Linked DNA regions of Homo sapiens: region 2 is linked to region 1. The links are chromatin loops, found by intact Hi-C in ENCODE. Cell type or tissue: PC-3. All regions are shown on one strand. Links, peaks and the distances in the headings refer to the core of each region. The heading gives the core; the rest is flanking DNA.

Evidence for each region. Hi-C counts contacts between places; a loop is a spot of excess contacts. Peaks named below come from ENCODE experiments on the same cell type or tissue, not always from the same donor. Only the 100,000 strongest peaks of a DNase experiment are listed, where the experiment ranks them.
Region 2: a loop joins it to region 1, with 2.1 times the contacts of the local background. A loop is called at or near these places in 9 of 110 quality-filtered maps.

What each region holds. Positions count from the first base shown.
Region 1 is chr2:98,907,790-98,919,812 of GRCh38, reverse strand. The region is part of intron 1 of CRACDL (CRACD like); the gene reads left to right. Among named protein-coding and RNA genes, the nearest start is that of CRACDL, 22 kb to the left of the region's middle. RefSeq lists a silencer at 2,393-2,687 and enhancers at 6,656-7,239, 9,654-10,153. In PC-3, for the core only: no CTCF peak of the experiment used is centred there; DNase peaks (open chromatin) are centred at 6,212 and 7,112; H3K4me3 peaks cover 781 bases; H3K27ac peaks cover 2,260 bases.
Region 2 is chr2:98,865,405-98,877,427 of GRCh38, reverse strand. The region is part of intron 1 of CRACDL (CRACD like); the gene reads left to right. Among named protein-coding and RNA genes, the nearest start is that of CRACDL, 65 kb to the left of the region's middle. RefSeq lists enhancers at 1,637-1,696, 2,017-2,066, 7,311-7,918. In PC-3, for the core only: no CTCF peak of the experiment used is centred there; a DNase peak (open chromatin) is centred at 7,297; H3K27ac peaks cover 1,255 bases.

The sequences.
Region 1 (12,023 bases), core at 6,154-8,653:
CCACTGCACTCCAGCCTGGGCAACAGAGTGAGACCCTGTTTCAGAAAAATTTGTAAATTCATAATAATTTAAACAGTTTGGTATTGTGATGGAAATAGACAACATGCCCATGGAACAGACTAGAAAGACTGGAATATAAAAGTTAATATATCTGGTTACTATTTAACCACTTGGGAAACCATCAAGCCCCTTGCTCATATCAAACCCCCAAATATATTCCATGTGGATTAAAATTTAAATATAAAAATGAAATCATTGAAGTGCTAAAAATAATTTAGGTAAGTAAGTAGTTAAGGGATGAAAAACATCTTTCTACACATGATACCAGAGACAGAAAAAAAGTCTGCAACATAAATGACTAATGTATTATATAAACAACTTTAATAATGAATATGAACAACTCATTGTGAATGAACTTCTTAATGAGATAGTGGGTGAGAGATATGAATTAGTTTGCAAAAGGAAAAAATTGTCCTGAAATTAATAAGGAACCTAAAAAGAATCCGAAGAGCCAAGGCAGTCTTAAGCAAAAAGAACAAAGCCAGAGACATCACATTACCTGAGTTCAAACTATACTAAAAGGCTAAAGTAACCAAAACAGCATGGCACTGGTATAAAAATGGACACCCCTTTCAATAAATGGTGCTGAGAAAATTGGATTGCCATATGGAGAAGAATGAAACTGGAACCCCTATCTATCACCATATACAAAATCAACTCAAAATGGATTAAAGACTCAAATGTAAGACCTGAAACTGTAAAAACACTAGAAGAAAACCTAGGGGAAACTCTTCTGATCATTGATCTAGGCAAAGAATTCATGTCTAAGACCTCAAAAGTACATCCAACAAAAACAAAAATAGACAAATGAGACTTAAATGAAAAAGCTTCTGCACAGCAAAAGAAGCAATCAACAGAGAGAACAGACAACCTGCAGAATGGAAGAAAATATTTACAAACTATGTATCCAATAGGGGACTAATATCCAGAATTTACCAGGAACTTAACAACTCAACAAACCCACACAAAATCCCATTAAAACATGGGCAAAGGACATGAATAGACATTTTTTCAAAAGAAGACACACGAATGATCAACAAGCATATGAAAAAATGCTCAACATCACTAATCATTAGAGAAATGCAAATTAAAAGCACAATGAGATATCATCTTATAGCAGAAAGGATGGCTATTATAAAAAGACAAAAAAATAACAGTTGGCATGGATGAGGAGAAAAGGGAACTCTTTTTTTTTTTTTTTTTTTTTTTTTTTGGTAGACAACATCTTGCTCTGTCGCCCAGGCTGGAGTGCAATGGCGTGATCTCGTCTCACTGCAACATCCACCTCCCAGGTTCAAACAATTCTCAGCCTGGGCCTCAGCCTCCCAAGAAGCCGGGATTACAGACATGTACCACCATGTCTGGCTAATTTTTGTATTTTTAGTAGAGTCAGGGTTTTGTCATGTTGGCCAGGCTGGTCTCGAACTCCTGAACTCAAGCGATCCACCCGCATTGGCCTCCCAAAGTGCTAGGATTACAGGTCTGAGCCACTGCACCCAGCCACTTCTACACTGTTGGTGGGAAAGTAAATTAGTACAAGCTGTATGGAAAACAGTGTGGAGATTTCTCAAAGAACTGAAAATAGAACTACCATCCAATTCAGTAATCCTACTGCTGGGTATCTACCCTAAGGAAAAGGAATCATTATTTTAAAAAGATACCTGCACTTTTATGTTCATCACAGCACAGTTCACAATAGCAAAGATATGGAATCAACCTAAGTGTCCATTAATGGATGATTGGACAAAGAAAATGTGATATATATACACAGTGGAATACTATTCAGCCATAAAAAGGATGAAAGCATATCTTTTCCAGCAACATGAATGGAACTGGAGGCCATTATCTTAAGTGAAATAACTTAGAAAGACAAAATACCCCATGTTCTCACTTATAAATGAGAGCGAAATAATGCGTATACATGGACATAGAGCGTGGAATGATAGACATTGACAACTGGGAAGGATTAATGGGTGAGAGATGAGCAACTACCTACTGGGTACAATGTTTGGGTGATGGTTACACTAAAAGCCCAGACTTCACTACACAATATATCCATGTAACAAAATTGTGCTTGTACCCTTTAAATGTATACACATTTTTAAAAAGGAATTTGCTCGTAAAAGGAGAAATAAATGTCAGTAAGTGTGAGAAAGTCAATCTTACATTAATCAAGTAGGTGCCTATTAAAGTAAGATACTATTTTTTGCTATTAAATTGACAAATTTGTGGTGTGCTTTGCTTTTGTTTGTTTGTTTTTGTGAACGATGGTACTCAATGCATGTGAAAGTGTTTGGCAAGGACTCTCATATGCCTTGGGAGAGGAAGCTGCAAGCTTTCTGCCAAGCAGTTTGGCAGGATGTCTCAAACCCTTTAAAAGAATTCCTCCCTTTATCCTGGGGATTCCATTTCTAGGAATTTATCCCAAGGAAACAATTAAATCTGCAGTCCAAAATTCCTATGCAAGGATGTTCATCACAATGTTACATATAAAGGTGCAGATTTGGAAGGAATTTGAACATCCAATGATGGGGAATGAGTCATTCGTCTGCCGGAGTGCAGTGAGGCCCTTAGGAACATTTCTAAAGGATGCTTAGTCACAAGGGAATGAGGGAACTTCATGATCTAAGGCTAAATGAAGAAGGCAGGAAGGATAGTGGGCCGAGCCGGAGGGAGAAGAAGGCCCATGGGGAAGAGGCAGGGGCCAGTGCCAAGATAGGAGACAGAAGGTGCAGGATGTGTTGGAGGGCAGGCTCAGCTTCATTTCATTCAGATTCCCTTTAGTAAATTCTGATTGAGCAGATACTGGGTGCAAAGTACTGTCATTTAGGCTCAGTTTAGCAAAGGAGATGGTTTGGGTGAAGTATACCGAAGGACAGGTGCTGACCCCGGGTAGGCTCTTGCTCAGGGCAACAGGCAGCTGCTCTGCCCTGTGTCCATGCCCCCACTCAGGGACTCGCTCCTCTCCTGGCCTCTCACCCCTTCTCTGGGGAGCTGCTGTCTTCACCTCCTCTTCCCAGGGTGCATAGAACTTTTAAAATTAAAAAGAAGAAAAAAAATTCAGGATAATAAAACTTTTTAAAAAGAGAGGTTGTATCCTACATTAAAAAAAATGATATTTATGTGTGGGAGTAGGGAAAAGACTGGAAGGAAACATATAAAAATGAGATTTCTGGTTAGCTGTGATAGAATTATGGGAGATTTCATATCTTTCTATATTTTTATAATCAGCATTTTTTAAAAAAAACAGCTTTATTGAGGTATCATTGACATATAATCTGCACACATTTAAAGTGCACAGTTTCATACATCTTGATATATGTATATACCTGTGAAACCAACACCATGATCAAGATAGTGCACGTACCCATCTTCCCCAAAATTCCTCATGCACGTCCATAATCCCTCCCCAGATCCCCTGTAGGGCAACCCCTGGTCCACTCTCTATCCCTATTACTCAGTTCACACTGTTTCCTAGGATTTGGCTTAAATGGAATCGTGCGCTTTTTGGCTTCTTCCAGCCCATGATTATTTTGTGATTCATCCATGTAGTTGTGTGTGTCAGTGGTTTCTTCCTTTCTGTTGCTACGAAGTATTACATTGTGTGGGCATAGTACAGTTTTTCTAATCCAATGAATCACTTGATAATTAGGAAAGTCTCCCCTTTTTGTAAGCATGCCCAGAGATTGGCTAGGGTCCTGGGAGTTTGGATCTGTGCCATCCGTCTGTCTCTGTAAGTTTGGGACAGTTCCTCAGGCCTGGCCCAGTGACCCTGAGGGCAATGGCCCGGCCAGCCCAGTGGGCACCTGGGCTGTCATTCGTCAAACACAAGGCTTGGCCATGCCTTGAAACACTCAAGCTGCCTAGAAAGCATGTCCTCATGGTCAGAGCTTTGATTTGGGTGCCAGGAGGTTTAGTGGTGGTCAGCGGATGTGCTTAGTAATTGCCTTTGTGCCTTGCCTCGGTGGGAGAGTTGGAGAAAGCTTGATGTCTTGTCCGAAGTTGGTGTTGCCTAACTTCCACGTGTCACTCATGCCCTTGCCTACACCTATGTGTGGCTCACAGCTATTTCCCCCACCCCCAGCAGGCAGCCCACCCTCTCTGAAGAGCAGTCCCCTCTTTGCCTGCCCAGTGCAGCCCCTACCATCACTCTGTGGCTCTCGTCCTTCACCTGGCAGAGCTGATGGCTGTCCCTCTGTGATCTAGGTGACTTTCATGAGGTCTCCCTGTCTCTTGGATTAGCACAGACCCAGGCAGCTCCTCCAGGGCTCCACAGCAAGTCATGTTCCACCAGTCCCCGGGCATCCCTGGTCCCTATGGTCCCATGGCCTGCTCCCTGCCCTGTGCCTTGCCCCACTCATCTCTGAGGGTTCCAGGAGGTGCCTCCCACACACTCAGAAAAGAAACTGCTATGATACCTGCTCCGGTCAGCTCCTGGCACTGCCTCCAGGGCTGAAAGGGAGGACTTAGCCTGTGCTGTTCCGTGTAGAAAGGGGCAGGTGGCCAGCACCTCTCCAGCACTCTGTGCCCCCTTGTCTCTGAGCCTGAGTCTCCTCAGGTCTGGCACGTGATGTCCTTTTCTGCCTTCTCTTATCACTCCAAGCATGAGTTGGACCCAGTCCTGTCCTGGTCGACCTTCCTCCCCTCATTATTTCTCTACTTTGAGCAGCCTTTGCCAACCCCCTCAAAACCACTCATACTGGCAGGGACCTGTGACTGTGAACAGAGGCTGGTGCCAAGACCCTGGGTCTTCTAGACCCGGGGACTCTGGACAGCACCTCTTTGCCCACTGGACACCCTCCAACTGCAAACAGCATCTCCTGGGGCTGGGCCCTGCTCTGGGAGCAGCCTTCCCCTTCTTCTCTCTCAGGGGCCTGGAGTCCTGGGATGGTGCTGTCTAACCGGGCACAGGAGGAAGAGAGGCTGGCTGCCCAGGGACTCCCTCTGGAGGAGTGCTAGTGGACCTGTGCCCGGAGCCGCCCAGCCTCAGGCCTCAGTCCATGTCCCCACGTTCAGCAGAGACACTGATGGAGGGGTCTGTTGGCAGGAGAGCCCCAGTTGTGGGGCCAGCGTGAAGCTCCATGAGGTCGCCAGCCGGCTCCCCAGAAGCAGGCGAAGGCTGGTGGGGGGCAGGGGACAGAGCTCCTCTGTGCCCTGCGCAAGCTCCTGTCTTTAAAAAAGTCTCCCTTGAAGAGGATGGAAACTAACAGTAAGCTGTCCTGGCCCATATCCAGCCATGTAATCTTAGAGCCCCCCACCTCAGCGGGGACAGGACTCAACTTCCGTAACCTGATGTCTGGGTGAGGGCTGCAGGCTCTGCTGGAAGCTACTGCAGGGCTCCTCCTCATGCTGTGGGCTCAGGCTTGGGCCCCAACCTTGAGGGGAGGGTGGAGGGAGTGAGGGGGTAGGGTCCAGCCCAGGAAACAGGCCTGTGAGGAGGTGGTGCTCCTTGCTGTGGGGGGCTGGGAGCTGGGCCAGCAGGACCCTGCGAGTTGCTCAAGGGCCCCTTCCCATGTCTGCAATTACAATTACCTCTGAAGTGAAGAGCTTCACCAACACAGTCACCTGGGTCCTTGGGGCTCCTGCCTCCTCCCCCTACCTGGCTCCTGCCTCGGCTTCCTGGCTCCTAGTCATGAGAGGGGCATGGGCAGGCAGCCAGCCTCTTACTGGCCAGATGATGCTGAAAGCCTGCATTGCAGAGGTGATTGCTTAGCCTTTCAACAGGGCACATACAATGCCCATTCTGGGAGGGAGGCAGCCGAGGCTTCCATGCATTCAGGACCTCCCCAGGTCCTAGGGCTGCGCATAAAGCGTAAACCATGGAGTTGGGTCTGAAGCTGGCTTTATATTCTCCCCATCTCATCCTACTGGGTTGCTGCAGGATCACCTGCCCCAGGCCAGGTGCCTTGCCAGGGCTCTCACATAGCTTAGCTGATTGCATCCTGTAAACAACCCTGCAAGAAAAGGATTGCCTGAATCTTCATTCTAACGACTGGGGAGGCTCAGAGCGTGTAGGTCACTTGCACAGCCATGTACATTTGCTAGGGCTTTCTGCTCCCGAAGACCATGCTTTCCGTGACTCCTCAGATGCCCAGACTTGCCTTTGGGTGGGAGGTGTGGTCCTGAGTGACTAAGGGACTCCTGGGTGAGTCCATCGGCTTGGCCCTCTGCCTGCACCCTCCAATCTATCTCCTCCCAGCCAGCCCCGTGGGTCCTTCCCAGTCTGACCACAGTGCTTCTTGTGTCTGAGCCCTTCCCCACACTCCCCACAGGCTCCAGTCTTGTACTCCCTGTTCCCCAAGCACTCCCCTACCACAGGCCTCACACCTGTGTCCTCTCTGCCCAGGGACCTGCCCCGCTGGCTGACTGCCCACGGACCACCCTGAGTAGCTTTGCCAGCTCTCTTCCCTTCCCACCCCCCGACAGAGGTGACCGTTCTCATGTGGCTTCCCTCTAGACAGCACTCCACACACTTCCTTTACAAGTGGGTTACAGACATGCCTGTCTGCCTCCTGCACAGACTGAGGATTCTCAAGGGTGGGGATGGCACCTTAGGTTCTGGCATACTCAGAGGGAGAGCACATAGTAGGTCTTCAGGAAAAGGTTTTCAAATAAGATTGCATTGAACTTCTGGAGGCAAATTATCTCCCTTCTTTTCTGATCAAATGGTTTTTATGTTTGGGAAATGTGGCGGTAGTGTAAGAATTTGCCACATGCTGAAATAGGTCTCAGTGATAAAGAGTAACAGGTTTAATTTTTAATTCCAGGTTTTAACTCCATGATTGTGTGCTATGAGTATATGGCTGCATGTCTCAAGAAATTCACTGGCTTTAAAATGTGGGCTTAGCTACTGCCAGTATGATTTGATGAAAGCGGATAGAGGTCTCAGATCCACCCCCGGATTCCACCGTCAGGCCCAAGGACGGACCCCTGGCCATTGACTGATGCCAAGTGGGTGCCTGGCAGCAGCCTTCCTTCCCATCCCTGCTTCTGGACGCCTCAGCCGTGAGTCAGAGCATGTGCAGCGTGGGCTTGTGCGGGTGGCAGGGAGCCCAGAATTAGCTCAGCTGCGTTTCAGCAAGGCTGCAATGGGGAGGGGGAGGCTGTGCCAGGCGGGGGCTGAGAGTCAGCACCCTCAACCACAGTGGGGGTCGGCTCTCAGGAGCTGTCATAGACCTCAGGGCATTCAGGGAAAGCCTGCTGTGAGCTGAGCACAAGCCCGATCATAGATGAGCAGAGGGTCAAAGGACCAGGCCTTGCAAAGCCGCAGCTGGTGTGACCCCCGCCTGCCGGAGACAAACATGGACCCTGCATGGGTGTGGCCAGGTCATGCCTGGGGATCGAGTGGCAGACAGGTGTGAGCATCACCGAGCTCACTGCTCACAGTCTAGCAGAGACGGCTGGCTCAGTGCCTTCACCTACCCCCAGCACACCCAGGCAGGCAGAGCCAGTACCAGACAATGCATCGCCTCCTGACTGGTGTTCTTTCACTCTTTGCGAACTGCCTTTTTGTTAAAAGGCAGAGAATTGTTAGCACAGGTACTTTAATATATTGCAAAATGTTTTATTTGCCCTTGCGCCTTTCCTGCTCATTCTAAACTCTGGCACAGGTATGCTGCCCAGGACGCCAGTGGTTGTCACACCAGAAAACAGGGGAGCAGCACTTGTCACTCTCTGCTCATTAGGGCAAAATGCAGGGTGGGTTTTGTGCCTCCCAGGGGTGTGGAGGGGTCAGGCACTTGTGTCACCACCAAATGAGTCAGCTAGATGGAACAGTAAAATATTTAATCACAAGCGTGTCAGCATTGTTCTAGAAAAACACATCTCTAGAGGCTGTGGTATGTGGTATGGGCACATCATGTTACCTTTGTGGGTTTCCCGTAGCCATATGCGAAACACACACGGAGCAGAGATTGGTACGTTTGGGGTTTCCGTGGGTTTAATTTTGTGAGCACCGCAGACTGGGAGGAAAACAAAACACCCTCAGGTTCTCGGGGTGGCCCAGCTTGGAGGCTAAGCCAGATGGTTTCTGCCCTGACCTGTCCTTGGTCACCAGCATTCGGGTTCACAAAATCAGGGTGGGCTGGCTGCAGAGCATTGATAAGGGGCCACCCACCAGCTCCTTCAGGTGGGCTTGGGAGCACACTGTCCTTCAGGCGCCTCCCTTCCTGGCACTGGCACCCCTGACTGGGATCTGGTCCTTCTCTTTGATCTTTGGACAACGCGTGTTGGATGACAACTGGGCCTGGCACACGAAGTGGGAAATTCTCAACTGTGAGAGTCTGAGAGCGGGGACCTTGCTGCCCTCAGCCTTGTCCCTGCGGAGCCTGATGTAATCCGTGGCATGTGGAGGCCCCTTGCTAAGTGCTGTGGACTCCGACCCTGTCCACATCCCTCTGCCGGTACCAGCCCCGGAGGCATTGTGCAAAGGGTCTCACACATCTGGAGAAACCCTCCCACTGATGTAGCCTCTGTTCTTTGCAAGGCCCAGTGTGCACCCAGCAGTCTCGCTTGAGCCCCCGTCCACTATGAGGGAGGCAGGGCCAGAATTCATATGCCCCTTTTAAGGACGAGATACTTGAGGCCCAGAAAGCAGAAGAGGGGTGTGCCTGTGACGAGAGCAGGAGCACGGGCGTGGGGGTCTCTCACCTCTCAGTTCGGCACCTCACCCAGGTGCCTGCTGCTCCCCCGATGCTTGGCACTGTCCTACCAGGATGTGCTGCTGACAACTTCTCAGCCTCCCTTTAAAAATAAAGGTGTCTTAGATCTTTCTGATTCTCTGTGCCCAGCAAACTCACTGGAAGCTAAGCCCAGAACAGCCCCTCTTTTACTGAGTGGTAATTCCCTGCAACCTTGAGCTCAACACCTTATTTACATCGCCTCATTTAATCCTCCTGTCACCCGTAAGAGGAGGCACCACATTATTGGCTCCACTTTGCAGAAAAGGAAATGGGCCCTGTCAGGGCAAACCCTGGCCGAGGCCACCAGCAGGTGAATGGAGCTAGGCCTGGTGAACTGCAACCCTGAGCTCTGATGGCAGGTGGGTGTGGAGGGAGGGAACACTCCAACTCCCACTCTCTCGGCTTTGAGGCTCCTCCTTCTTTTGTAGAAACGGTTGTCATTGTGAGCAGAGCAGACTCTGGTTTTGGGGGATCCTCAAAACAGTGGCTGGGAAACAAGGAGCATTATTTATTTATTTATTTATTTATTTATTTATTTATTTATTTATTTTGAGACAGAGTCTTGCTGTGTTGCCCAGGCTGGAGTGTAGTGACGTGATCTTGGCTCACTGCAACCTCCACCTCCCAGGTTCAAGTGATTCTCCTGCTTCAGCCTCCCAAGTAGCTGGGATTACAGGCATGCACCACCATGCCCAGCTAATTTTTTGTATTTTTAGTAGAGACGGGGTTTCACCACGTTGGTCAGGCTGGTCTCGAACTCCTGGCCTCAGGTGATTCACCCGCCTTGGCCTCCCAAAGTGCTGGGATTACAGGTGTGAGCCACCACACCTGGCCTCAAGGAGCTTCTTAGTTTTCAGAGGTGAGACAGTCTCCTCTTCTCAATGGGGAAGTGGGAGGTCCTGCCTGAGGGTGCATCCCAGCTCACAGCCCCCTTGGTAAGAGGTCTCTGAAATCGGCTTCCTGCAGGTAGGAGCAGCTGGAGGAGGAGACAGAGCCATCCTTCCGAGGTGGGAAGTGGTGCCAAGTTATAGGGAAAGTGCGATGTGGGAGAGATGGCGTTACTGACTACTCATGATGTACTAATCCGGAGGGGTGGGAATCGGGGCAAAATGCAGCCATTTCCTGCTTCAGAATTAAGTTTCCCCTTTTTGAAAGCGGCCCAAGCCCCGCTACCCATTCCTTTTGTTGTTGGCTTCCGTAGCTACTCTGCTGGCCCTCTGCCACTCTCACTTATGGGCTTTGTACCTCGAGACAGGCTCTGTGAGTTTACAGGTGGCAGAGGAACAAGATTCTCCTGCCTGTAAGGGAACCAGGGAAAAAGAGCAAAGTGGCCAGGTGGCTTGAGGTGTGCTAACAGATGGAGCGTTTGGTGCCAGGCCCGTTCCCTGGAGAGGCCAGCTGGTCTGGGTGTCAGGTTTCAGTGGGCCTTAGAGCAGGCGGGTCAGCAGCAGAAATGTGCTGGAGGGAGGAAATGCCATTTGCCTGGCCAGTGTTTGCTCGCGTCCTGCAGCCTGACAGCTCAATTTGTTTGCACCCACAGATTTCATGAACAGTGGTTTGACGACGGTTGCTTGGGTCCAGATTACATGGAAACATTTAGAACCTCCCCTGGGATTGCATCCTTATCTCGTAATCATAACTGCTTTCTCAGATTTGTAATAAGGGTTTTCCTGAACCTGCTCACCCCTTCTTATAAGTTACAGCAGTGACATCGCAGTTTTTATGTGTAAACCAGAAGCAAGTTGAACCAAAATAAAGAAAGCAATTTTGTGAACAAATAAGTTCCCCTTGAGAAGCACTGGGAATCAAATGCAAATATCATAAGGGACAGTTAAGAATCTGCTGTTGCTATCTAGGGCTCATGAATCTCCTGATGTGCAGAGAAACCATACATAGCAATCGCTTGACAGCTTTCTGCCAATCTCTTCTGAATTTTCACTGAAGAAACCTCCCCAGAGTCTCAGAGGAAGCAGAGCTGCTGAGATGCTGATTCACTGTGTGAGGCTTAAACTCAGGACGCATTTATACATCCTGTACTCTCAGTGTTTGCATGAAGCTTTTAAACACGGGGCTGGGCAAGACAAGTTTGGGGCAGTGGGCTTTTTCCGTGTGTAGACCTCTGAACCTTTAGGATTATTCTGGCTGTGCAAATTTACTGATACAAATAAATATAGGGACTCTGGCTAGGCTGAGAGAAAACAGATGAGGTATGAATGAAATTTATTTCTGTACAGATGGACTTTTAGTGGAAATTGTGAGGCTCACTCCACTTCCCAAGTGTAGGTCCCAGCCTTCGGTAGACTCTGAATGTCGTTGCACCACTGATGGAGGCAACACCAGAGAGGGGAAGGTCATTGGACTGTAAGCCACCTTGGAAACCCGAGCCTTGGTCTGTTGTCCAGGGCAAGTGGCAGCTTGTACCAGGGAAGGGAGGGGACAGACCTTAATGGAGTTTATCTGCCTGATAGGCATTTGCAGCAATAGAGTGAGTTTGGCTTTGGGTTTTTGTTTGGGCTGATAAAATCTTTCTGTTCACTTCCAAGCTGTTGGGTCGACAGGCTATCCACAGGCTGTGGGATGGGAGAAACTGTGGAGCCATCCAGCTGTGTGGCCAGGAAGGATGGCTAGCCTCTCCCCTGCCAGACTACTCACTGCAGGGACAGGGCAGGCATTTGCCAGGTAAATAACTTTTGCTGGAGGGTTGACATGGAATGGCATGTGCAAGAGAGGCGGTGTGGGACCCATTCCTGTCCCACAGCTGAGATTTTGGAATTGTCTGGAAGAGATGCCCTACCTGAGGGTGACCTCGGAGCTCTCTCTAGGCCACACATTTAGGCTCTTCTGTTCTTGTGGCTTGCCTCCCAGTTGAGACAGCCAGTCCGTCTACTGGTTACAGCTTTGAACATGAAAGGAGCTCCAGGGTACTGGCAGCTCCTGCTACGGAGTGGCTGGGCTGGGCCAGAAAAACCATGAGGTGAGATCCTCCCATTCCAGCTTCAAAACTGCATGTTCTACCTGACGTCGGAGATGAAAACTGGCCTTCTATTCCCATGGGTTTATTGAAGGTACACGTTTTACTCCTGATGCCTTGCAAAATTTGCAGAGATGTTTAACACGTGCAGAAACATTAGGTTTTCTGCTTCAAGAAATACTCCCTCATCACCCTTTTTCATCTGGTCTTAGTGTATGTAGTTCACCTGGCAGTTTCTTCTATGCAGCAACCAGAGTCACCTTTTAAAATGTAATCAGACTTCCAATCCCAGACATGATGGCATAATGAAT
Region 2 (12,023 bases), core at 6,178-8,677, 42 kb after region 1:
CTCTAACATCACTAGGTGATAGGAATTTCCCAGCTCCGTTATAATCTTCTAGGATCACTGTCATGTATGCTTTTCATCATTGACTGAAACACCGTTACGTGGTGCATGACCATAATAGAATGTTAGATATCGGAGCCCAAACCACTTGGATCACAGTTGAGGCCCAGAGAGGGAAATGACTGATCACAAGTCACTCAGCTGCTTAGGAGCTTGTTAGTGGTAAAGTCGAGGGTAGAACCCAGTTCTACAGACTTATTGCTATTTCTACCAATAGAGGCAGCAAGCGTCTAGCCAAGTGCTGCCCTGAGCCACTGGCAACAGCTGCCTGGAGTATACACTGTGCTGTGAGCAACCTGAGAATGACACTGTGATTGATTACTGATTTCTGCCAAGGGCAGGTAATGGGAGCGTGGCAATGGATGTGCCGGTGTTGCATTTTTGCTTTATCTTTCCTTGTGGTGATGAAAAGAATGTATCTCTAAAAGTGGAAGCTGTGGTTACTAATCCCATTAGACAGTAGACTTACAATGCATTTATTTAAGTCTGTGACCATTTACTGGGGCCTAACACATGCTGTCGGTGCTGGGAAGACAAAGCTGAATTTCACCTAGCCTGGTCCTTCACAGGCTCACAGTCTTAGGGCAAAAGCCTTGTTCAGTAGGGAAACTTCCTGAGATTTCAACAACTTGTACACAATGAGAAAATGTGAAAATAATTTAATAGTGGATTTAAACTCTCTAGAGCAGCAGTCCCCAATCTTTTTGGCACCAGAGATCAGTTTCATGGAAGACAATTATTCCATGGACCAGGGAAGGGCAGGGGGATGGCTTTGGAATAAAGTTGTTCCACCTCACACCATCAGGGATTAGCCAGATTCTCATAAGGAGTGTGCAACCCAGATCCCTCACATGGCGCAGTTCACAATAGGGCTCGCACTCCTATGAGAATCTAATGCCGCTGCTGACCTGACAGGAGGTGGAGTTCAGAGGGTAATGTTTGCTCGCCCGCTACTTACCTCCTGCCGTGTGGCCTGCTTCCTAACAGGCCACGGTCTGGTACCAGTCCACGGCCCAAGGGGTTGGGGACCCCCACTCTAGAGCATTCATGCTGCTTGTCTAAACTCTTTTTAACTTAAAATAAAAACTAAATTAATACCTTTTCAGTTACTAAACTTTCAAGGTGATTTTAGATCTGTAAAGGAATCTAAATATTACCTATATTTTTACTCTCGATTTAAGAAAATAAAGGCAAACAAATTCAGACATACTATTTGTTCTCAATAATTGTATAATTTCCTCATATCTACATCTCCAACTCTAAACCTGAATGTTCTCCCAGGTCAGGGAGATCACTGGAGCACACTGGCTTTTGCTCTCAAGTGTAAGAAACCAGTTTGCAAGCTTGTGGCTTAACCTGGGGTCCGGCTGACTGATGGAAAACCTGAGAGCTGACCAAGAGGAAAGCAAGCAGGCCGGCAGGCCATGTGATGTGCCTACAGACAATGTTCTGCAGCCCCACCGGGGCAAATCGTTGGCATCTGTGGCCTCTATGTCATCAGAGTTCCAAAGTGCCAGCCTACCAGGGGCAAATGTGTAATCTCATTAGCTGACAGGTTCCTATCATGTTTATTTTTGTTTAATAAATGCAGATACTAGCTCTGTATGGAACATGTATTTCTGTCCTTCGTGCTGAAGCCTATTTTCTTAGTCTCTTGTAATGGGTTATTTCCCAGTAATTCATGATGCCCCTGTGTTGAATCATTTATGTCTGCATGTCTTACGTGTCAGGCCACAAGGATCCTGAGTGCGGTTCTTCTGCCCAGACCACCAGCTGATAGAATGTCGGGTGACAGCCCACTGTCCCAGGCTTGCTCTGTTCTCTCTTGCTGTCTGTCAACTGGGACTTTCCTTCTTCCCTCTGTCAGAGATTGCAGTGGCCTGTCTCATCACACCCATACAGAGCGACTGACAGATGTGACAGATGTCGGTGAGGAGCACAGTGTCTGAGATGACACAGCTGGGAGTTGCTAATTTGCTGAGCTGACTAGCGGTGGCCTGTCTTGTGTGAAGAAGCACAGGGAAGTGGCAGTTAGGAGGCCAGGCATCTGGTTGTGCCTTTCCCACTAGGTGACTGTGAAAACCTGAGCCAGCAGCCAAATCTTTCTCTGAGCTGCGTCTTCATGTGCTGAGTGAAGGGCCCGACCACACTCTCTTCTGTGACTCGTGGTGTACATGGGCGGGGGGCCGTGCCTGCCCCTGACAGTGAGGTGCTTAACTTAGGCGGTTGTACAGAGTGACGGCACTTTGGGAGGTGATGTTTGCAAGGCATTCCTGCGAATGTGGTTTGATCTCATAAGATGCTTATTATGCAGACTGTGTTTGTTCTGCACGCAGTACATGGGCTCCAGGTGGGAGGGAAGTGAAGAACAAATTGTGTAGCAGGCCTTGTCGGGGGCATTGCTACAGTGGGGTTGTTTTGGGGAGGACATCTTGCTTTCCTTGGAGATGGCCAGAGGAACAGAATCGGGGTGAGCCTAGGTTGCCTTCATGAGCCGAGGGTCTGTGTTTGTGACACCCTTGGAAACAGCATGAAGTGATCAGTAACGAGGATGGGACTTTCTTTGTAGAAACACCAGCATTTGTCCCCTGTGCCTTGGGCTACCTCTAATGGTGGGGTGGTGGGGTGACAGATGATGACAATACTGGGCTGGCCCAAGACCAGAACAGAAGGAACCACTGGTTCTGTCACCATTCCTTGCCCAAAAACCTTCCAGAGATTCTGCAGTCCCTTGTTGTTCCACAGTGTGGATTTTTGGAGGCCGTGGAGGAGGTCACCACACAGGTCCCATCTTTAAGAACAAGTTCTCCAATGACTATTCTTTGCCTCCTGGACACTGGGAGGGGTGCATCCAGGCATGCGGAGGGAGACTGGCCCCACGAGGCGCAAGGTGCAATGATTCTGCCCAGCAGCCCGTGCGGAGCCTCCTGACTCCCGGCTAGGGCATAGCCCTCAGGTTTCACTCTGGTGTTCCCACAGAGCCATGTCCACCTGGAAGGAACTGTGAGAAACCATCAGGGGGGCAACATGAGCTGCAGCTGCGGTTTCCTGTTTCGATTTTGATCAGGGATCAATGTAATCTATGATGGCTGTTGGGTTCTATATAGCATCACTTTGGGGTATTAAGCGAGAAAAGAACGTATCTGTGGCAGGTACCACTTATAAAAGTTCACCCTGAACAACACACAGCAAAGGGAAGATTCTGAAGTTACCTAACTCGTTTCTGATCATTGTTAACAATAGATCTAAGTAATTTAAGTGCTCAATTGGGCTTTGGGGCTATAATTGGTTGACTGCCTTTGCAGCTGAAAAGAACTTACCAGTAGCAAACTTGTCTTGCGGAATTATTTCTTTTTTTTATTTTTGAGACAGAGTCTCACTCAGTCACCCAGGCTGGAGTGCAGTGGCACAATCTCAGCTCACTGCAACCTCTGCCTCCTGGGTTCAAGCAATTGTTGTACCTCAGCCACCTGAGTAGCTGGGATTACAGGCATGTGCCACCACGCCCAACTAATTTTTGTATTTTTAGTAGAGATGGGGTTTCTCCATGTTGGCCAGGCTGGTCTGGAATTCCTGACCTCAGGTGATCTGCCTCCCTTGGCTTCCCAAAGTGCTGGGATTCCAGGCATGAGCCACCACGCCCAGCCAATTGTGGAGTTATTTCAACAGACTAGATGTTCAAAATATTCCGTGAGGAAAAGCACGTTGTAATGTTTGTAAATCCCCATGAGTGGGTGAGGGTTCCTCTTAGAGGGGCGGTGGGCTAAGTGGCACATCATGTGGGGGATCCTCTCGCCTATTTCCTGGCAGGCCCAGAGGGACTCCAGTTCTGTATCCCTGTCCCAGGCCAGTTCAGCAGTGGATCTGTTCCCACCCTGGGGTCAGAGCTCAGCCACTGTGGTCCCTGTGTGTGGGTTGTGCATTGCTACATTAGAGGTAGTGGAGCCCAGAAGGGAAGCTGTGTTCTGGGGACAGAGGTTCTAGGCACCCGTGCTGACTTGCCTTGTGGCCTTGGGCAGCTTGGTTGCTCTCAAGTTCTACAGCGATAGCTTCTCTTCCTGCCTCTGTCACAGAGATGATGTGGAGACAAACAAGGGAGCCGGTGCAAAAGTACTTTGTGAAAAAGACAGAAATTGCCCCTCATAGACATGAGATCTTGTTCCCAGCAGTGGAGAAGGTAGGTCCTGACATCGAGGGTTCCTTCTGTGTGCTAGGCACTGCATAGAAACTTACACGTAGGATCTGCTTCAATTCTCACAACCGCTGAGGTATGAGGTTTCCAAGTTAGGAAACTGAGCCTCAGAGAGGGAAGTAACTTAACTCCAAATCCTCGGCCCCAAATCCCAGTCTATTTACATCACACTGCCTTGTCTTTAAAAGAAACTATTGGAGCTTCTTCTAATTATGAACAAAATGCATGCGAAGTCAGAAAACTTAGGAAGCGTGAAAAAGCACGAGACAGTTTAAAATGAACATCATTCCATGACCCACAGATAACGTCAGTTCACATCATTTTGTGATCCTTCCTTTATTTATTCTGTGCACTAAGAGCTTTACGAAAATAAAAACGGGTTCTTACTGCATACATCATTTTGTACACGTCATACTCATCAAAGGAAGGTCCACGGGCAGCATCGTCAGCATCACCTGGGAGCTTGTTAGAAATGCAAGCATCTCGGGCTGCAGCCCAGGCTTACTGAAGCAAAATCCTGATGAGCAAGCTCTTCAAATGACGGGGATACATTCTCACTTTTATTTTATTTAGTTTTAATTTTTTTACTCTGGGGGTACAAGTGCAGGTTTTTTGCATGGATATATTTTATAATATAATGGCGAGGTTTGGGCTTCTAGTGTTCCCATCACCCAAATAGTCCACATTGTACCCAATAAATAATTTTCCACCCTCCCCCTTTTGAAGTCCCCATTGTCTATTGTTTCCATCTTTATCTCCATGTGTACTCCTTGTTTAGCTCCCACTTATAAGTGAGAACATGTGGTCTTTTCTTTTCTTTTGAGACAGAGTCTCACTCTGTCACCCAGACTGGAGTGCAGTGGTGCGATCTCAGCTCACTGCAACCTCCTCCTCCAGGGTTCAAGCAATTCTCTTGCCTCAGCCTCCCTAGTAGCTGGGATTACAGGCATGTGCCACCACGCCCGGCTAATTTTTGTATTTTTAGTGGAGACGGTGTTGGCCAGGCTGGTCTTGAACTCCTGATCTCAAGTAATCCACCCACCTCGGCCTCCCAAAGTGCTGGGATTACAGGCATGAGCCACCACGTCCAGCCTGGTATTGGATTTTCTGATTCTGAGTTGTTTCACTTAGGATAATGCCCCCAGCTCCATCTGTGTTGCTGGAAAGGACATGATTTCATTCTTTTTTATGGCGGTGTAATATTCCGTGGTGTACATGCACCACATTTTCTTTATCCAGTCATTTGTTGATGGACACTCAGGTTGATTCCCTGACTTTGCTATTGCATACTCTTAGCAGTCTGTCATAGCTGATTTTCCCCCCATTGCAATGTATGGTGGGTATTGTCCCACGTCACTGAATATTTTCCTGTATCATGATTTCTAGTGACTGGATAACATCCCTCATATGACTGTGTCCTGCTGCTGTGTCTGGTCTGCCTATGTCTCCTACTGGTGAGCCTTCAGGATGTTTCCAGGACACTGTTATAAGAATGCTGGGTTATCTCCTTAGGACAAATTCCCCAGAAGTGAAATTACTAGAGCAGCAGGTTTTGATACATGCTGCCAGATTCCAGCCCAGAAAGGATGTAGCTTGCTTGGTCACTCAGACCCTTGCCAGGGTTTCTTGGGAGGCAGCTGCCATCATGGGGAAGAGCTCACACTTGCGGAGGCACAGGCCTTGATTTCAGGGTCGGACATTCCACTGACTGCCTCAGTCATCTCGGACTGGTTGCTTAGCTGCTCAGGCCCTCTATTTCCTCACCTGCAAAAAAAGCAATGGACCATTTAACTCATAGCTGGTTGTGAGCCTTAAATGAGGCCTGAGATGTGCTTAATAAATGTTCATTTCCTTCCCTCTGAATGAAAATGAGCCCAGGGCCTAAGGAGGTCCTATCACAAAGTCCTTAGATGTCCTTGCATAAGATATTTTCTGTTGCAGTTTATAAATTCTATTCTAATAGATGCACATGGGTGTCACTGACCTTTTCGTTTGGTTCTCTGATGTCTCAGGGAACGTATGGCTTGGGCACAGCAAAGAAGGGCAAAGAAAGAAAACTGAAATTTTCTGCTCCTGAAATTTGAGCAGAGAGGTAACATGTGTGCACCGTGCTGTGGAGAGCATGCTGGGAGGCGGTGGAGGGGCAGTGAGAGGTGTCAAGGCCTGCAGGTGTCTTGCTACCCCTGCTCTTCGCGAATCTCGCGGTCCCTGGGCATTCACACGATGTGACAGCGCCTCCCTTCGGGGACTTTGTCTCAGTGTGGAGTGATGTCTTGTTCGGGCATTGGGCCACTCTGTGCTGGGCATGACCTGTATGCTGGGCTTCCACGGGGACAGAGTGCTGAAGAGGCTCCTGAGGGGGCCCTACTACTGACAGAGGGCAGGTCACATGCCCAGAGCAGGCGAAAGCAAGCAGCAGAGGCAAGCTGCATGCTCAACCCGGCCCACCGAATGGGGTGGAATTGCCACTGTGGGCCTTGTGGGATTTGGCCAGCTCGTGTTGCTGGGCAGAGTGCTGCTGGCTGGGACAGTCCTTAGAGACCTCAGCCCTGGGGCCCAGTCCCTGTCCCTTCAATAATCCATTCTGCTGCAGGGGCCCCTGCACCACCTCCCAGGATACAGGGGACTCTCCACCAGCTAATTGGCCCTCTCCCTGGGAGAAGGCCAAGTCGTTGGCAGGAGCACAGTGGGCTGCACAAAGGGCAAATGTATATAAACTACCTTCAGCGCACTGCGTGATTATCATCTGAGCTCTCCTCTGAACTCACTGCTTTCTTCTGTCATCATCAAATGTATTCGTTGTGCTTTAAAATTAAATTGTAGGCCATTTGAGTAGAATTCTATATACAGTTGCCATTTGGAAAACAGAAAAGCAAACTAGGGCTTTTTCAGAACCATCTTCAGAAGTTGCCCTTGCTGCTGCCTGTTCCTGAGTTTTACTAACATAGAATCGCACCTGCCACCCAGAGCCCTCTGTCAACACTCCAGATATTGCCTGGAAACTGCTGACTGTACCGGTTGCAGTTGGCAAGCCATCAGACTTGGGAGGAACTTGAGTCAGGTGGCATTGTGATGCCAGTTGCAGGAGTCTATTATTTTGAAGTGGCAGCTGCAGGTAATCAGATAGGAGCCACCAGGGCAAGTGGCTGTGTCACGTGGGGTGGCTGGGGAGCCGGCTGGGCAGGCTCAGTGGGTGATTTTTGGGAGGGTGTGGCCCCTGCACCTGTCAGGTTTGGGCTCCAGGGGGAGGGCTGGAAATCCCATCAGTGCAACAATGAGTGGGGCAAGCAGGTCCCTGGTAAAGGAGCATTGGGAAGGCCCCAGGAAAGCAGTTAACAAAGCATATCAAGGACCTGAGGTAACACGATGGGCCTTTAAGGAAAAGTAAAAAGAAAACTGAAACTGGGGAGCAAGTGTGCAGCGCAGAGACGAGCGTGCCTCCCACAGGGTCCCTCGCACTGAGATAGCAAGTGGACATCAAGGCGAGGCAGGAGGGGCCGGGTGGTTTTGGTGCTGGAATGAGAGAGGAGAGCCCTGGGCCTGGGTGTGTCTGGCTCAGAAGCTGTTTCCGATTTTCTCAGCATTCCTCTTTCTTCCTGGGCCCTGCCCTTCCTCAGATGGGGAATGCAGCCTCACCTGCCATTGCCCTTTGCCTGCTTCCATGGTGAGCACAGTCAACAAAGCCCAAGCAACTCAGTGGGGATGCCAATCACAGGGAGGCGAGTCCAACTCCCTACAGAGCCAGGCCACCCCCATCCCGGCCTTCAGGGCTTGGAGTGGAAGGCGGAAGTGCATTGCGTTTCTTAGACGGCCTTTTCTGCTGTGTGCCTGTGCACCCGCCCAAGGAGCTCACGGGGCACAGGAGGGCTGGGCTTGGCAGAAGCCCCACTTCCTCCTGGCGCACGGGTACTTCTGTGAGAGATGGGGACAAGGGCTCTTGATCAGCAACCAGTGGTGACCCGTGGGCCCTAGGCCACTCAGAGGAAAGGGAGGCCCACTCTTCTCCCTGCTGCTAGCTTCCAGGAGGATGAGAGAGCTGGAGGCTCACAGCACACTCAGGAGGATGGCTGCCTTTTACCAGTGCATCAGGCCTGACCCCAGGTGGGCCCTCTGAGAGCAAAGAGGTGGTGGGGGAGAGTCGCGAGGGAGGGGAGGCCAGGCCGTGACTCCCGGGGCGTGGGTGGCCACCATCCCCTGAGGCCTATGGATAAATCTGCAGCGTCTGTTACCTTATGTTCTAGAATGTTTGTGACCTCCTTACTTAACAGACTTTTTATCTCCTTGAGTTGTGTAAATTCTGGAGCAAAATAAGGATTTTCTTTGTTTCCTTTATGACACACACGCATATTCATAAAGAGAAAGGGAGAGGGAAAGGGGAGGAGGGCTGGGTGAGCAGAGTGTGCCATTCTTACCATACCGTGTTTACACTTGGGATCTCCATGGCATAGTTGATATGCTTTGAGTGAAGGGAAGGCAGCAGAGGTCAAAGTTTAAGGATGTTGTAATTATGCCACTACCTAAAGCTCAGCACCAAAGGACTTGTGTTCAACTGATAGCCACAGCCTTGGGAGACGCTCTGCCTGAGCTCCTGCACAGCCAAAGCCAGGGGCCCTACACAGAGACATCTTGTCCTGCTGTAGGTGACCTTATCCCTGGAAGGTGTTTGGCTCTCAGTGCATTTTGACTCTGTGCACCGTGGTGCAGAGGGAAATAGAGCTATGGCTTGATTAAAATTCATTTGCTTAGCATAAATAAACAGATTTGTGTTTCTCATACCCCACATGGAAAATTCCCAGTAGGGCAGTCTCTGTCAGTACAGGTGATGGTTATATCCGCACATCACTTGAGCTGGGCGAACGGTCTTGGGAAATTGTTGTTGCTTCTTTGGAAAGACCCACCCACTGCCTGGCAGCAGGGCTTGGAGGGTGCTCTGGGAGTTGGGGCAGACAGTCCATCCTCAAAGCCTCACTTTCGTTTGTTACAAAGGAGTAGTAACCCAACAACTCAAGGATTCCTTGTGAAGACAGGGCCTTGTACTGGGTAAAACCCTGTGCATATAAGTCATCATCATTGTTACTGTTTCATAAAACTCTTTTTACTAAGAATGAAACCTCAGTGCCTGATTCTGCCCATTTTATATGGGCCAGGATAGAGTGGTGATGTTATGTCTTGGTAATAGGCTTCGGAGCATTATTTCCTACTGAAAAAACAAAACAAAAACAAAAACAAATTCAGCTCCACATCTGCTGTGCTGCAGAAATGTCAGTCATAAATGTAGGGTTCTAGATAAATGAAGCAGTATTTTGGGGATATATGCATAGAAAAATGGAGTATATTACCTCAATAAACTCATGAAGTTAAAAATAAGCCAGCCCTTGCAAAACTGTGCCCAGGGCTTCGGTGTCCTGTTCGTCACATATGTGTGCAGCAGTCAGCACGAGTCATAGCTCTCACTCAGAGACTGAACGTTGCCAAGTTAGATGGCCTCTTTGCAAGACACTCCTCAGCGTTAGAGTGAATTTATATTGTATCTTCCCAAGAATTATGCAAATAGAATTTCTAAAATAAGGCTATGAAGTCTGATGCTTAGCTCTTTTTGAAATAATGGTTTTGTAAAAGTCTCTGATAGTTTTTTTTTTAGTCTAATGACCTGAAAATGTCTAAACTAATGTTTTTCAAATCTCATATGAAAACATTCACCTCAATGAATGTGTAAACAGGTCGCTGTTATGAAAGCTGTCATGCTTTGCAGTCTAAGACATGAATTGTATTCAGGGGTGTTCGTGCAGGCTTAGGTGGCCCATGTGAACATAGGCTCATGTGTGCATATATAGAGTATACACTGTGTTGGATAGCTGTATGCATGCCTAGCTAAGTTAGTTAATTTGTCCATTTATAGGGACTCTGAATACCACTAAATCAACTGTTATGTAGGTAGTTTCTAAAAAATAGTGTAGTTTATATAAGATACTATTTATATGCTTATAAACTATGCTGTTTATCTCATGGCTGACTGAGTGTTGGAATGAAGCTATGGTATTTTCTTGCAAAGAAGCAGCCCAGCAAGTTGTGGCCTGCCATTCTCTCTAGATGCCCTCACTGTCCCTGCCCTGCCCACGGCTGAGGGGAAGCCTGGGGAAGTAAACCAGGCCTCTAAGCAGGGGCCTCCTCTGCTTCTATATTCCTTTACTCCCAAACCGAGGGGTCTGCAAAGCCCAGCAGACTTCAGCTCTGTGTGGCTATAGGGTAGATGATGTTTATAGGAAGACACTAGGCAAGAAGAACTCAGGCTAAAGAAATGTGACATTGTCTAGCTGAGTCATAGATTTTGAAAGAAGTCTGTCCTTGAGGCATTAATGTGTTGGGTGATCATTAAGAAGTGATTCTGCTGGTCACGGTGGCTCACACCTGTAATCCCAGCACTTTGGGAGGCTGAGGCGGGGGATCACCTGAGGTCAGGAGTTCGAGACCAGCCTGGCCAACATGGTGAAACCCTGTCTCTAATTAAAAAAAAAATACAAAAAATTAGCCTGCGTGGTGGTGCGTGCCTGTAATCCCGGCTACTCAGGAGGCTGAGGCAGGAGAATCACTTGAACCCAGGAGGAGGAGGTTGCAGTGAGCCAAGATCATGCCATTGTACTCCAGCCTGGGCATCAAGAGTGAAACTCTGTCTCAAAAAAAAAAAAAAAAAAAAAAAAAAAAAGAAGAAGTGATTGTTTCATCTATCAGGTGTTACTGCTAAGTGCCTCTGGATCATTTGCTCATTCATTCATTCATTCATTTAACAATATTTATTGAGCACTACCATGCAGCTGTTCTATGCTGGTGACATGTTATCTCTCCTCATGGAGTTAGTCTTCCAGTTTTACCTACTTAGCAAGAAAGGGGCTTTCTCTAGGCCACGCCTTACTTTAGTTTTTAAACATCAGACAAACAGTAACTACAGGGCAATAAGATACTTCAAATCTGACCAGCCAAGTTCCTTTACTCGCCCTTCTTGCTTTACTTAGAGCTCTGTCATTTAGCATCTGAATATTCTCTAGTTTCAGCCCTTTGATTATGAGATTTCTTTGCTTTCTTTTCTCTTATATGTCAGAGCAGATCTGTCTCTCTGTCCTCGCTATCCTTTCTGACAAGAGGACAGAGAAGGTTTTGCACACAAGTGGATGACAGCTTCAGAGAGCAGGAGGTGGGAGGCAGAGGTGAGTGGATCACCTGAGGTCGGTGGTGGGCACCTGTAATCCCAGCTGCCCAGGAGGCTGAGGCAGGAGAATCACTTGAACCCAGGAGACAGAGGTTGTAGTGAGCTGAGGTTGCGCCACTGCACTCTAGGCTGGGCAACAAGAGCGAAACTCCGTCTCAAAAAAAAAAAAAAAAAAAGCAGAAAGTCCTCTTGACACCTTCAGGGAGAAAGGGTTGGCTGCAGTGAGGTCCGGTCTTGACGCCTCTTTGGTGTGGGTACAGCTGTCAAGTCCCTCTGCTTTTGAGGATAATAATATCATTAAGCAGCAAGCTGGCACAATTTTTGAACAGAGATTTCTCACAGGAACTCTGCAAGCATTTCACATTCCATTTGCTTCAGTAATGTGAAACTTATTTTTCTAAAAAAAGGTACAGGCAGATCTTGGCATGACTCACTAGAGAACAATAGTTAAGTCATAATTTATTTTCATCTTTTTCCCCAGGAAAGGGAAAAATTGATTAAAAGTATGGGGAATGTAACCAGGCGTGAATCTGTAAAGGGGAAATGGATCAAAGAATCACACAAACATGT